Linked DNA regions of Homo sapiens: region 2 is linked to region 1. The links are chromatin loops, found by intact Hi-C in ENCODE. Cell type or tissue: IMR-90. All regions are shown on one strand.

The links. A loop is a pair of places that touch in the nucleus more often than their neighbours do. Peaks named below come from ENCODE experiments on the same cell type or tissue, not always from the same donor. Only the 100,000 strongest peaks of a DNase experiment are listed, where the experiment ranks them.
Region 2: a loop joins it to region 1, with 2.6 times the contacts of the local background. A loop is called at or near these places in 2 of 110 quality-filtered maps.

Annotation. Positions count from the first base shown.
Region 1 is chr6:112,873,176-112,881,175 of GRCh38, reverse strand. LOC105377950 (a long non-coding RNA gene) reads right to left here and starts at 1,059. Exons shown (of 4, transcript XR_942885.3): 1 at 338-1,059. RefSeq lists an enhancer at 509-1,037. In IMR-90, a CTCF peak has its summit at 3,288; DNase peaks (open chromatin) are centred at 5 and 3,565; H3K27ac peaks cover 448 bases.
Region 2 is chr6:113,010,785-113,018,784 of GRCh38, reverse strand. It overlaps the pseudogene FCF1P10. Among named protein-coding and RNA genes, the nearest start is that of LINC02518, 420 kb to the left of the region's middle. In IMR-90, no CTCF peak of the experiment used is centred here; DNase peaks (open chromatin) are centred at 3,354 and 6,784; H3K27ac peaks cover 561 bases.

The sequences.
Region 1 (8,000 bases):
GTGCATTTTTTTCATCCTCCACCCTACTCCCCCAACTATTTTTTTGTTTCGCTTGTTCCATACTGAGTAATCTTTTTCTGTCTTTTGGTTACACTCTTTAAGTCCTGTTCAGAGAGTTAAGTGCAAATGCTAGGCTCCTAAAAAGCCTATTTTCTGAAGTGAGTAAAAATTATGGGCAAAAATGAACAATATGAAATAACCTTTTCAGTGGGAACCTTGAAAGACATGTTGATATTTTAAAGAGCAAAGTTTGCCTTATCAAGCCCTGAATGCCTAAAGGGAAAAAAAAAAATAAGAAAGAAACAAGCTCTATGTCCTTTCCAAACTTTCACCTTACCTTGACAAATAGACTCTTGCTGTTACCCTTTGTATGAGTTTTCTACGGCTGCCATAGCAAAATGCTACAGACTGGATGGTTTAAACAACAGAAGAATTTTCTCACAATTTTGGAGGCTGAGAGTCTGAGTTCAAGGGGTTGGCAGGTTTTGTTTCTTCTGAGGCCTCTCTCCTTGGCTCCCAGGTGGTCGCCTTTTTGCTGCGTCCTCACATGGTCATCCTCTTTGTCGACTGTGTCCTAATCTCCTCTTTTTATAAGGGCACAGTGGTATTGAGTTAGAACCCACCCTAAAACCACATTTTAACTTAAGTACCTCTTTTAAGGTTCTATTTCCAAATGCAGTTGATGGCAACAGCTGCTGCCATTACCCCGGCTGCAGCAGAGAGGAGGGCTGGGGCTGCACACTCTGTGGAGTCAGTGGGAGCCCCACTCCTTCTGATTTGGGGCAGAAACTTCCCGGGTGCCACTGCAGCCGCCCAAACCTCAAACCTCGGCAGCAGATCCAGGCCCCCTGCTTCACGTAACAGGCAGGAGCCCCACCCTCCTGCAATACGTAGCGGGGCTACATCAGCCAAAACTGCAGCTGTGGATCCGAGCCTTCCTGTGCTCTTGGAAGGGGCTGGGAACAGGCAGGATCTGCCCTCCCTGGTGCAGTTGCAGCCACCCAACCCGCTGCTGCTGACCTGGCCCTCTCGCTCCACGAGCAGGCAAGGGCCAGGAACAAGCAGGAGCCCCGCCCCTTCCGAGTTGATGGGGCTGGAGCTCCCTGGGTGCAGCTGCAGCGGCCAGACCCACGCATCTCTGCTGCCTGCCCCCTGGCGGCTGGGAAGGCCCGCATGTCTCTTCAGGCTCCGGGGTATCTGATCCCGCTGCCCGGTCTCTCTCCTCTCCTGGCACCCGCTGGGATCTCAAAGCTGGGTTGGGGCCCAGCCCTTGGGCCATGAATGGCTGCAGGAGGCAGAAAGATTCCTGTGCCGAAGGGGGTTGGTCCCTGGTAAGGCCCCTCCTTCAGGAGTTGCCCCCTGCGGGTCTCCTCTGAGCTGTTAGAACACTCAATAAAGCTTCTCTTCATCTTGCTCCCCTTCCGCTTGTTTCCATACCTCATTCTTCCTGGATGCAGGACAAGAACTCGGGCAAAGGCACCACCTGCCACAGACGTTTCCACCTGCCACAGAGATATTCCACCCTAAATATCCTGTAACACAGTCACATTCTAAAGTACTGGGGGCCAATACTTCAACATATGAATTTGGTGTGTGAGGAGGGGCACAATCCAGCTAATAATACCCTTCAACAATATCTTAATGTTTATTATCTTTGATGATAATTTTTTATAATTGTGTCACGGTACATAATTGTTGCTATTGTACTGTTTAAAATAAAGCATTGCAAATTTTAAGACAAAATACCTTTTGTTTTGTTAGTGGACATTTTGTTACAGAAACATTAGCGATGTCTTTTTGTGTCTACATTATAATTTAGTTCAGATCCTTGATCAGTGTCCCTTTAAAAACATAGTATAAGTCTAAACTTTAAATCTTAAGATGTTACCTGTATTAAGTATCTAATATTTTCAAACTGACTGACGTCTTTATTCTGTAGAATACCTTCCAAGATTTTTGTTGTTTATTTTTTATGTGATATACGTAGTTACAATATTAAAGGATATAAAATTTCATAAGAAAGCATAAAAGGGAAAGAAAGGACATGGTAGTTTCTAAAGTGGGAGCAAGAGGAGGAAAAATGAAGAATATAGCCAGAAATGACAAAGAAGTCACTGTCAGATGGAGTACTAAATTGTCTACAGCTTGTGGGAGGCAGTGGAATGGCAGGTATCAAGGTCAGGTGTCCACAATCGTGTATGACACACGGGCCGTTGCTAACTTTAAATAGATTAATGATTGTGACCTTTCAACATGAGACAGTGAGCTTAATTTTTTTAAATCGACGGCAGGTTACATATTCATTTCATCTAAGGTGGTTTTCTGTGTGGCCATTTTTAAAAACTGTAGTTCCATATTATTTTGCTCATGTCCATAGTACAGATATCTAAAAATTAAAAACATATCCAATCTTAACACTAAGTGTGTTTTTCTTTCTTTTCTAAGCAAAAATTAAGAAGATAATAGTACTTTGATGGTGAATGTTGCCCAGGGCTTAGCCAGAAAAAAACAAGTCTTGTGGCACTAGTTGGAGTTACAGCTAGAAGAATGGACTATGCGGGAGGTGAAAGATATTTCCAGGGGACTGTTTATTAGCCTTGCCCTGATGAACATCTTTTTTGCATGGTATTCTAATGTTGCTAGTGTCTAAAAGGTATGTGATCTTTATCTACATTGCTTTGGATTTTCAACATGTGTTATTTTTCTTGGTAAGAATGCTAGAGTTAAAACAAAGGAACAAAACATGCTAAAGCACAAAAATTTGTTCACAAAGGCATCTATACCTCAATACAGAAGTCTATCCATTCTATCCATACATGCATCCATGAAGTTCATTTATGTGTATGTGAGTGGGTATTTTGTCTTAGCAATAGTATTTGCAATAAAAGACACATAAAGTCACAGAATTGCATGTCTTTCTCTTCATGTAATTTTACAAATTTACTTTTAAAATGGTCCCTGTGTTTTCTGTAAGCTAAGGTGATCTTTGTGAGGTTGATGAATAGTCACCAAATGTATTCATTGGCATCTGTTCCCAGAGTGTGTAAGTGCTTGTATAAGACATTTGTATAAGACATTTAATTTTACCCACAAAACAATATGTTACTTTAAAATTAATTGTGCAGGTGTCTTGATTACAAATAGCTCAACTATAGCTTTCATTTCCAATTTTATCTACATATTATCCCACCAAAGGAAATTACCTCTTGAGGTTTCAGAGGGATATCCATTTATTGCTAAGTTTTCTCTAGAGTTGTCTAATTCCATAGTGCCACCAATAGGTTTCTCATGGTACATTTACTGTACTGGTGGCGTTTACATTTGAAATTGGAAACGAGGGTGAATTTCTGATTCTTTTCTACAGTGATCAAATCTATAGTGATTTAAATTTAAATCTTGTTGCTCTAAGCAATACTGAACAAAGAAAAACAAAACAAAATTTACAATTGCTTATTTATACTCCATTTTGCTGAAAGCACTATGAGTGATACAGAGCTATGTAACACAGGACCTCTGAACCCAAGGAAATTCCTCTTAGGCCTGTTGTTCTCGGGAATGTTCTTCCTGGAGACTGTTCAAGAATGCTTTTTTTTTTTTTGAGATTCCAAGCTCTTAGGAGGGAGCTGGTTGGTGACTACACTTACTGAAGGGAGTACTATTCTCAACTCTCTTCAGTGTTCTCATTTTGGCCCATAAAGCAGGGAAGTGCATCATTTAGAAAAGGAAAGTGAGCATCCATGGCTTGTCTTAACTCTCTCCCAGAAAAAGAAGAGAAGTAACTTACCTGACTCATGGGACTAGGAGAAGGAAATGAGCCTGCTCTGCTCTACCCTGAGAGCTCTCTTTTTTCCTGACAGCAAAGTGGTTCTCTGCCCCAGGCAAGCCTTCACAAGACCATCTGAAAGCCATCTCACTCTATCCAGCTACCAGGGTCTGCTGTGTGAGGCAGGTATTTTCTGAGCGTGTGTGTGCTCTGCAGACACCAATCCTTCCTCAAGTGGGTTAGCCCTCAATCTAGATGAGACATAGAGGATAAGGTGGGTCACAGGGCCATAAAAGGCAGATTGTATTTCCACATCTAAGCCAGATTCTCCAAGCCAGCCTTGTCAAGAATAAAGCCAATAAATCTGATTACTACCTCTAATTTTAAAATTTTGTTTGAAATTTAGAGAGTAGAGATAGATAATACGTGTGAATCCTCAAACACTCATGCAACTAAACATCCAGCAATGGAAACTTAGAGTTCTCTACATAATCTACAACTTTTGACAAAGATACATGAACCTGGTAGTTTTTTGTTAATAATAAATTTACACTGGCTTCTCAATGAATAAATATGTCAGAAGACCATGAATTGGTATTCTGAAAGTACTGAAAAAATAAAATCACTAAGCAAGAACTCTGTCCTGTGAGAACATTCTTCCAAAACAAAGCTGTAGTTAAGGCATTTTAAAACAAAAATATGTAAGTTCAGAAAAACTTTATCTCTGGCACATTTTCACTAAAAGATATACCTCAGTCTAAAAAATAATAATAATGTCAGAGGCAAACGTGGAGATAGCGGAAAGAATAAAGAACAAGTAAAATGGTAAATATATGGGTAGACATAAATAAATATTGACTACACAAGTTTTGCTCTTGTTGCCCAGCCTGGAGTGCAATGGCATGATCTCGGCTCACTGCAACCTCTGCCTCCACGTTCAAGCAATTCTCTTGCCTCAGCCTCCCGAGTAGCTGGGATTACAGGTGCCCATCACCATGCCCGGCTAATTTTTGTATTTTTAGTAAAGATGGGGTTTCACCATATTGGCCAGGCTGGTCTTAAACTCCCGACCTCAGGTGATCTGCCCTCCTCAGCCTCCCAAAGTGCTGGGATTACAGGTGTGAGCCACTGCACCCGGCTGGGTCTATTGTTAATATTATATTTCTTATTGGCTATTACGGTAAAAGACAAGTTTTATTTCAGTTAATTCACTCAAATTAATTTCATGTGAATTCAAATAAATTTCAAAGGAGTACATACTACAGTACTAGGGTGAACAACAGAAACCTCAGTAAAACTATTATTTGTTTCTGTATCTATCCTAATAAAATTATTCATCAAAATTATAGTTCAAAGACCTGTCCTGAGAAAAAATTGTTTTAAGTATCTGCTTTCTAGAGTACCCTAACTACTCATAATCAATATTCCCCAAAATTGAAAAAATGCTAATTATATATATTATTATGCTATCATTAATTCATAAGAAGTCTATATGGTTTACAAAATGTATGTGGGGGAGAAAAGGTATAAATCTTTTTTCTATGCCATCTTTGTTCCTTGAAGTAGATGATGAAGTTATATGTTGTTATTCTTTATTTTTGTATAAGCTCCCCCTTCTTCATGCAAGTTTTCTGAGATGAAAATAACTCTAATAGGTCACTATAATCTGTTTCTACTCACTACACTCCTAACACCAAATGTATGGGGTTTTCATCCCACACCAACTAATTCTCCAACTTTCCTGACACCAGCTGGGTATTCAACTAATTCTTACACCCATTACCCAGAATTAGTGCAGACCCCTCCAGTTAAGGGTTCAGTCCTACAATGCTGCCTCTACTTAAATGCCAACTGCAAGTCCTGGGCATCCCATATTTCTGACCAACCAGCAATAAATCAGCTGTGACCTCTTCCTTGGGTTTGATAATTTGTTGTAATGGTTCACAGAACTCAGGAAAACACTTTACCTTACTATTACTAGTTTATAATAAAGGATATTATAAAGAATACAAATGAAAGGCCCAATGAAAATGTATATAGAATGAGGTCCAGAATGGTCCCAATCACAGTAGCTTCTGTCCCCATGGAATTGGGGTTCACAGCCCGCCATCCCTGGCACAAGGATTTTGTTCATCAACCCGGAAGCTCCCTGGACCCAGTACTTTAGGAGTTTTTTATGTGGGTTTCATCATGTAGGCATGGTTGATTGTAAACTCAGTTTTCAGCCTCTCTCCCCTCCCCAGGAGTTAAAGGAGTGGGGCTAAAAGTTACACCTCCCATTCTGAAGCTATCTAGAGGCCTGCCAAGAGTCTCCTCTTGTGAACAAAAGATGCCCCTCCCACTTGGGAAATTCCAAGGGTTTTAGGAGCTCTGTGCCAGAAAGCAGGGACAAAGACCAACCATACATTAACATCACTCATGATATCAAAATGTCACAGTCACCTCTTAGGTTATCACTACTCTCTTTGCCCACAGAAATTTTGAGTAAAAGTATCCTATGCCTCACTCTGTTGACAGATAAAAAATGAGGATGGAAGTGATTATTCCTTGCTGGTATCATTCATATTCTAGATGACGACTGGAGGCCACCAAATAGGCCTTATTTAGTTCAATAGCTGTGTTTCTTCCAGTGGCTGATACACCACAAGTTACTACCGTTTATCCTTTAACTCCTCTAAAGTGTGCTGCTCGGGGCCAGCTCAGTGGGCACCTCTGACCACTGCCATATCTGATGAGGCTTCTAGAGGGGGCAGTTATACATGAACAATTAATCACTGTATTCCTTGCCATCTTTTTCTATGCTGTGTGTCTCCCTCATTTTGTACAAAGTTGGCATTAATGAATGTGCTATTGAACATTCATTGGTTGAATAAATGAATAATGAGTGGAAAAATGAATGAAAATTGAGTTCCAGTAATAGAAGTTCAAACTCCAATTAGCCTGCCACGGACTAGTTTGACATTGGGCAAGAAAGTAAGTGTCTCGTGTGTAAAGTGGGAATAATAATAAAGATGTAAGTAGAAAGAGTATGTTATTTACCACTGAAAATGAGACACTTTTGATTGTGAAAAGGGAGCTAAATATAGAAACTATAAAAATGTTTTAAATGTTTATAAATTGACACACAAAAGGATTTCATTATATTGTGGGTCCCTATAAAGTGGTACTATTTAGAAATCATTTTAAAAATGAAATTATTTCTAGAAAAATTGTTTAAAAATTATAAATATTCATGTACACTATATCAAAATTTAAAAACTTTTTATATTTATTATTTAAACATAAACATTAAGCAAAATAACTATTCTTGATACACTCACATATTTTATCCAATATCATTCCACTTAAGTTTTTTTGAAAAATATACTTTTATTTGATATGATTATGTTTAAATTTTGGATAAAATTGTTAATGCCTTTCATTCATTTTTTTCTATAGTTCATATAAATTGTAATTGTAAAAATTTTTCTTCATAGATGTTGACATGCCTGACATGCTTGGGACAAATTCTGTTAAATGAAGAATAGTCTCAAGACTACATGTTTTGCATTAAAATGTGTATTTATTTTAGAACAACTATTTTGACAAATACTGATTTTAGGTGTGCATTCAGGGTAACTTTCTTATTGATTGATTGATTGACTGATTTCACTTTAACTTCTGGGATACATATGCTGAACGTGCAGGTTTGTTACGTTGGTATACATGTGCCACGGTGGTTTGCTGCACCTATCAATCCATCATCCAGGTTTTAAGCCCCGCATGCATTAGGTATTTGTCCTAATGCTCTCCCTCCCCTTTTCCCCCATCTCCCAACAGGCCCCAGTGTGTGATGTTCCTTTCCCTGTGTCCATCTGTTCTCATTGTTCAACTCCCACTTATGAGTGAGAACATGTGGTATTTGGTTTTCTGTTGCTGTGTTAGTTTGCTGAGGATGATGGTTTCCAGCTTCATCCATGCCCCTGCAAAGGACATGAACTCATTTTTTATGGCGACATAGTATTCCATGGTGTATATATGTCACAATTTCTTTATCCAGTCTATCATTGACGGGCATTTGGGTTGGTCCCAAGTCTTTGCTATTGTAAATAGTGCTGCAGTAAACATACGTGTGCATGTGTCTTTATAGTAAAATGATTTATAATCCCTTGGGTATATAGCCAGTAATGGGATGGCTGGGTCAAATGGTATTTATGGTTCTAGATCCTTGAGGAGTCACTGTACTGTCTTCCACAAT
Region 2 (8,000 bases), 140 kb before region 1:
AGTTGTTGAATTTTAGTTTGTTCGGCTTTTACTTCTTGTTAGGACAGAAGCCTCCAAGCTCCTTATATGCCAGGCCAGAAACAGAAAGTCCCTAAATTCTTTTGATGCCCTATTTCCTCTCTCTGTTGATGCTGCTACTAATTTTACCTTGGCTAGCAAAAAGTACAATCATGCATCGTTTCATGATGGAGTTATATTCTGAGAAACATGTTGTTAGGTGATTTTATCACTGTGCAAATACCATGGAGTATACTCACACAAACTTAGATGGTATAGCCTACTACACACTTAAGCTGTATAGGGTAGCCTATTGCTCCTAGGCCATAAACTGGTACGGTATACTATTGTACTAAATAATGTAGGCAACTGTAAAATAATGATAAATATTTGTATAACTAAAAACAGCTAATTATGGAAAAGATATAGTAGAAATACAGTTTTATAATCCTATGTAACCACCATCCTTTATGTGGTCTGTTTTGACTGAAACGTTATGCAGTGCATGACAGTATATGCAATAGTTTGATAGATATGAAGACTGTTATACATTATATATTTTCCAATATAAAAGTAGTGTTTTATAGATAATAATACAGTCTTATATTGCATGATGCTTCATACATTTATGCAATAAGACATATTCCTTCCTTGATTTTCATGACAAAAAAACTCTGACTTGAAATGAATTATCTCAATTACAAATTAGAAATCTGAGTATTAGTGTGGTTCTCTTATTTTTTCTAGATCACATAGTTGAGTGAAAGGCAGAGTCAGAAATGAACCCTATGTCTCTACTCCTGCAATAAGCTGAACTATATGGCCCACATCATGTTTTAATATTATTTCATTACTTGTATTGGCAGAAAAGCCTTGTCTGCTCTGGCATATTACATTGCAAACATCTACAGGCCACAGATGAATGTATCCGAATCTACTATAGTTTGTTATACCACCAGTAATTCTGGCTAAGAAAGGTAACCGTGAATAATGTTTTAATGCTTGATTCATGAAAGAATATACTATGGCTGTCAGGCAAACTGGATTGTGGTAACAAAAGCATTAATAATCCCCTATTGACAATATTGTTCTAATATTACCAAGAATTCATTCTCCTTCTTAAATCCTTTTATTCCATGGTTCAGCTTATATCGTTATAAATTCTCTGGATTTGGAACAGTTATGCCAGACCTGCTAGGCATTTATAAAAGCTTTCCCTCGCAGACAAAAGTTTGAAGCACATGTTATGAGACAAATGCAAGAAGTACTATGGTATTTGTGAGGTTCAGAATATTAGAAACATATGATCACTGATGACAAACAGACTAAGAAACACTAAAAATGTGCACAACATGCCTGATTTTTGAAAGCTGTAATGAGGGAAAATTGAAAAGTCTTCATTTGTTGCCACTATTACAAAGAATCTTCACACAAAGATGAAAATAACAAAGGAATTTAAGTACACATATAAATACTTAAAATACTTATGGACAAAACAACTATAAAACAATTAAAACCTGTCTATTTTTTTTTTACTATTCTTGAACTATATATTTTTCAATAAATAAAATTATCTTTACCTTTTTGAGACAGGAAAAAGCTTATGTTGCTCAAAAAGTGTTATAGATACTAGATGAAAAAAAGTTTAGAAGAGTAGGTAGAGTTTGTCACCAGTTCTTTTTATTAAATGATAGTCTATAAAGGGAACTAGTGATACAGATGAATAACAATGAGAGATGGCATGCAGAACTAAGTGAGAAAACCTAGCAATAGTTTTAATTTTGTTCAAATGAGCTGCATTAAACATCACTGGTATCTTGTGAAGATCAGCAGATCTTCAGGTTTCTGCAAATCACTACAGCTTGAAACAATCGCTGTCTCCAAATGATTCTCTTCTCTCTGTTCATCTCCAGGTGACAAGTCTTAGCTCCTGCACCTCTGTAATTTTCACTCTCTCCATTACTACTGTCATTGCCTCAATAACTCTTTCTCCAGAGTAATTCTATGCCATACTAAAATAGCAAATAATGTAGCCTCCTAACAAATCTTCCCACAACACCTGCAATCTATTTTACACATCACACTCATACTAATTCTTATGTAGAACAATTCCAATGAAGATATTTTTGGTCTCTAATAAAAAATGGCAACCAAATAAATGGCCTGAGGATGAATTTTGTATAGTCTTGGTATTTTTACCATGCCACTCTGCCAGCTTTTTATGCTGTGCCTCAGTTATGTATGCATGGATTTTAATTGCCTGAGTAGTCTCCAAGCAACACAAGGTGAGGATATATTTCTAATTGGCCTTTCTAGCCACCACATTTGTTGAACACTGAGTGCTTTATTTTTGTCCTAATCCAGGTTAATTCACATGCTTTCCAGCCACAGTTCATTTGCTTCAAATTTTTATTATATTTAAATATTTGACGTCGGGGATAACTTGAGGTATAACGATGGAAAAATCAAGAATTTCCCTTCTTTTCACATTTGTGACATGGCACAAATTTCAGGTACTAGGATTTAGTTAAGTAACTTCAATCTACCAACAACACTGTTTAAATTTCAGTTACCACCGTGTATTACCTGTGTATAATTTCGTAAGGTACAAACCTCACTGCTTGCTCCCAGTCCACAAATCGCTATGTAAATAGCAGAAGCACATCATGATCAGGGACCAATCATGTCACTCCTTTCAACGTCTGCCAGTGATTGGTCACTGCACATATATCACTCAGCTCACCCACAGATAGCCTCCCAGTGACAAACTCATGTGACATTTTACAAAAATGGATAATCAGAAGAAAGAATTGACTAACAAAGATCAAAGTGCAGCAAATAAATGAAAAGTGATGAGGCTGGAAGTGAAATCTATAAATAGAGTTATAAAAAAAATAGCTGAATGTGGAAATGTTTACATGGCTACTGTTGGATAGACTCTAGATCTGCAGCCAGGAGAACTTAGTGAAGGTGAATTCACTGATATATATGAAGAGCTTGGTTGTGACAAACAGAATGACATCTGGCCGGGTGCGGTGGCTCATGCCTTTAATCCCAGCACTTTGGGAGGCCGAGGCGGGCAGATCACGAGGTCAGGAGATGGAGACCATCCTGGCTAACACGGTGAAACCTTGTCTCTACTAAAAATATAAAAAATTAGCTGGGCGTGGTGGTGGGTGCCTGTAGTCCCTGCTACTCGGGAGGCTAAGGCAGGAGAATCGCTTGAACCCAGGAGGCCGTGCTTGAACCCAGGAGGCAGGAGCCGAGATCGCGCCACTGCACTCCAGCCTGAGCTATGGTGAGACTCATCTAAAAAAAAGAAAAAAGAAAAAAGGAATGACGTACTAGAGGAAGTGAGGCCAACAAAATTCTTCACATTAAAGGAATTCTGAGATTTCACAATATTGAAAGCACTTACAAAAAATGTCAAGCATATATCCAAAGTTAGAAGCATAATTCTCTAGGAAAGATAGTAGCTCTCTATCCTGTTTTACAAAAATAAAGCAAGCAATGTTCAAACAACCTTTGATAAGTTTTTCAGAAAGAAATGAAACATTTTATCTTGATGTTTCTAATGGTTTAAATCACAACGTATCAGGTAAATACCAGTTTTACAGGGTTTTTCATGTTTTATATATTTAAAACTGACACTAAGAGGGTTTTTAATGTTTTGACAAAAATTTCTTATAGATCACAGAATAATTGTATTTTTTCCCATTGATTACAAAGATCCTTTTGCAGCTTCAGTTTGTATGATTATTTTCACAGTCCCACACTACTATGCAAAGTGAGAACTGCCTGTGTGTATACATATACATATATCCACACACATATACATACACATATATATGTAAATGTGTATGTGTGTGGTGGTGATATATGTGTGCATTTGGTATTATTACTCTTGGGAAATAAAAATAAGAAATCTTTTAAACTGAAATTTAGATATATAGTTTTAGCAGTCATTCTTAAAATAGCTAAGCCCACAGGAATTTTACAAATTATGAATTACTAAAAAAAGAACTGTCATAAAACCATTATTTTTTAGCATAAAGATTATATTACACAAACTTAATTGGAGCTACCCAGAGATTATCTTTTTAGTCAAAAGATAAAGAGTTTGAAAGTTTGCTTTTCAAGAGACTTTTAAAGTGATTATGCAGCCGAGTACTGAGCTCATACAGTCTAGTGTAGTTCAACCTCCCTGGCAAGTACACACAGCATGGCAATACAGCAGAGAATACTCTCTGGTGTCTCCCACCAAAAAGAATACTAACTGGTTTCTACAGACAATGTAATTCAGCTACTCATTGGAAGCCTTAAACACAATCATTAGCTTCCTAGAAATAGGCTCCTTAGCACATTTCACCTGCTGTAATTTTTCGTCCTTTTTGTCCTTTTTTGTTTTGTTTTGTTTTGTTTTTGTTTTTTTGGTTTTTATTTTATTTATTTATTTTTTTTAAGATGGAGTCTTGCTCTGTTGCCCAGGCTGGAGTGCAGTGGCACGATCTCGGCTCGCTGCAAGCTCTGCCTCCCGAGTTCATGCCATTCTTCTGCCTCAGCCTCCCGAAAAGCTGGGACTACAGGCACCAGCCACCACGCCAGGCCAATTTTTTTTTTTTTTTTTTTTTTTGTATTTTTAGTAGAGACGGGGTTTCACTGTGTCAGCCAGGATGGTCTCGATCTCCTGACCTCGTAATCCGCCTGCCTGTTTCTTATAGATATAAACAAACCAAATTCAATAATAGAGTGCGTATTGCAATCCACTGTGCAAATAAACATACATTTTTCCTTAATATTGAGTCTTCGCAGAACAATAAGTTGCCAACATTTATTTCAAGGTTAAGGTTTCCAACAGTTATTCACCTATGCGTGTATATGCCATTTTAACAAACCAAAACAAAACAAACAAAAAATCTTTTATGTTACTAGACATTTTGCCCACATAAACAGTGAATGTTCTTTAATAAATAGATTGGGGAATGGAATTTTCAAATTATTTCAATACTCTTAGTGACACAGTTACTATACATGTACCTTCAAAGATTAGCAAATTTCACAGAAATGGGAACCAATAACATTGCTTTCAGTATAATTCTTAATGAAGTCAAAGGTATTTTAAGTGATTCTTCATGAAGAATGGTAATTGTACACCTAAGGAAATACAATACTAGTTAATGAGGATATCTGGCTGGAATGAAAAGATTGCCAGATTTCAGTACGTACTGTTTATGAAAAATGTTATTTAATTTTCAGCAACTGCTATTTGAGAAGATTTATGTGGTTTAGGAGATTTTGTCCAACAGCTATTAAAAAAGGCAAAAATTGCCCAACTGTTTTAGGCTTACACTGAGACTGCTTGGGGTTCTAGTGTGCTCTGAGGAGTTTTAAATTGTCCTCCCTAATATAAACCTTTAAAAATTACATATGTACCACCCAACCCATCACCTACCTATTCACGCATAATCTATTATGCCTATCAATTCTTGCATCAATGCCTGACTTCAAGAAGACCCATAAGTAGCTCCTAACTTTGTAAACTGCATTTCAATCATTTCTAAATAATTTGTCTCTTAAGCATGTAAGGGATAGGCCCTTGTTTTTATATTCCAAAACTTGCTAAAAGAACCATCTGCTCTTTCCAAACTCTTACAAGCACCAGTAAAATTCTATTTGATACCTAACTTAAAAATAGGTGATTTATTAAACTTAGGATTTGGCTTCTGGAACTTATCTCCATGTACTTTAAATGAATAACTCTACCAGACCTAGGAAATGTGAATTTGTTGTGAAGTAGTCAAGAAGTTGACATAAAAGAACTGGAGCCAGTAATTCTGTGTCCATTGCTTAAAAGCTGGGTGATGTTTGTAAAGTTACATAAAGTCTATGCTTCTTGGTTTCTTTATCTGTAAAATGGGCATAATAATTTATACTTCATTTTGCTGTCAAGAGGATTAAATTAGATGACACATCTTTATGCTTACAGACACATAATAAACACTAAAATATTGTCAAATGAACACTAAAATATTATAATAGGGCAACCATGTAATTATGATCAAATTCTGTCCAGAAGTTTGCTTAGGACAGATGCTAAACTATAGAGGATATAGGGCTTAAAATAAAATTTTCCCAGGAAAACCATGATGTGTGATGACCCGAGTTATTATTATATTGTTGTTTTAATTATTTTTACCTAGGCAACTGCAACTAATCTTTCTGTCGACTCACCCCATCTTACATCTTTATCACAACCTATCTAAGATGATAGCATTAGCAAGTGAAGTGGGGTAGCTAAAACGTATCCAAAGACTCCATGGATCCCTGAGAATGCAAGTGATTGCTGGAGGGGGTCAGTTCAAGCAGTACTATAGACATGATGATGGCTGTAACTCAATTCATAGTGACCACCACAAAAGTGGGTGACCCACTTTCTAGACCTGAGCTCTTTATTAGAAACCTTTTTATCTTTTTCAAAGGCTTCATTACCATTTGTTTTATTTACACAAATCTAGGGTTATGAAAGTTCAGTTATAACTCAAATCATTATGTGAATTCCAACTAATAATTATGTGCTTTCAGCCAAACTCTATGGTTCTTGTGAAAGCAATTCGTCGGGTGAAATAATTATTATCCGTGAAGCTCATTTTGCTCTTCAGATTAAACATTTTCTCATATTTTATAGCTACAAACTCTAGAAATACGATGGCATTTTTCTTCCTGGAGCTAGAAAAATGTAATAAGATATCAAGCATGCTTATGCAACAATGGTGCTGGCAGCTGGATTATGTCAAAATTCCTTCATTTATTACTTCAGATTTACCACAATTATGGACATTTTTTAAAACTAGCTTGCAGAATTTGAACGTATTTTACTTCTATAACCAGAGCACACTCCAAACAGATGGATTGAGACAATAAGACTATTCACTTGTGAATGACAGTTGGGGCAATTTGGGGGCAGTATGGGAAGTATTAGGGCTGCTGGAAATTTCCTCCTTATATATTAAGCTTTGGAGCTGAAGAACATTAAAATCTTTTTTTATTTTTCTGACTAGTGATGGTAATCTTTTTCACTACTCTAGTAGGCTAATGTCAGGTTAGGACAAAGAAGCCTAGTCATCAGCTAGTATTCACTTAACCTCTCTGGAGTTCAGTGTCCTCTCCAAAATAGAAGTCGTAGTAAATGCTCTTTGAGGTCTGCACTGTATCTGTGATTCTGTGCTTCTAGGGACTTCATGCCAATTTTGAAGAAACCAGTCATACTTCTGAAATAATAAATTTTGCAATTGTATGCTGCTATGTGAGCTGCCATCAGAGAAAACTGAAGGAAGGGACATGAGGTTACTTAGAGTCAAAACCAAAAACCTCTGTAATCATGTAGCAGCCCCTTCATGTTGTACATGTTCTGAAAAATGTTTGTGATAGGAATTCTGGGCATCTTTATTTAAGATCAAGCTCAATAGTGTCCACACTGTTGACATTTGTAACATTTGTCCTGAGTTACTCTTAGCACTAATCAGTTCATGTGCTGCATAGGTTCATGTGTGCATGGAAATTCTTCAAATCTCAGATCCTTAGCATTCCTTAGAGACACTCCATACCTATGTCTGTTTCTCAGGTTTATCCATTACACAGTTATGTGAGGAAATGGACTTGTCATATAGACAGTCTCATTCACTGCATTAAGTCCAGTCTAGCTTTAATGGAAGAGTTGATGAAGTTGGTTTCAATCAATAAGGTGGTCTTAGCTGGGTGTTATATTGGAAGATTAGGCAGAAAAGAGGCTTCTCTTTCCTTTGCAGATTTTAATGTATCTTTTTCTTTAAGCCTCTGATCTCTGAGACTGAGCCTTCATTTTACTGTTACATGTTTTTCTTTTCTTTCTCATGTAAATGCCATCATCCTGATCTTTCTTTCAGGATCACTAGTAATATGGCATTTATCTGGAACATATTTTCGAATTGTATTTTAATGGCATAATAATACAATTTCCTATCACT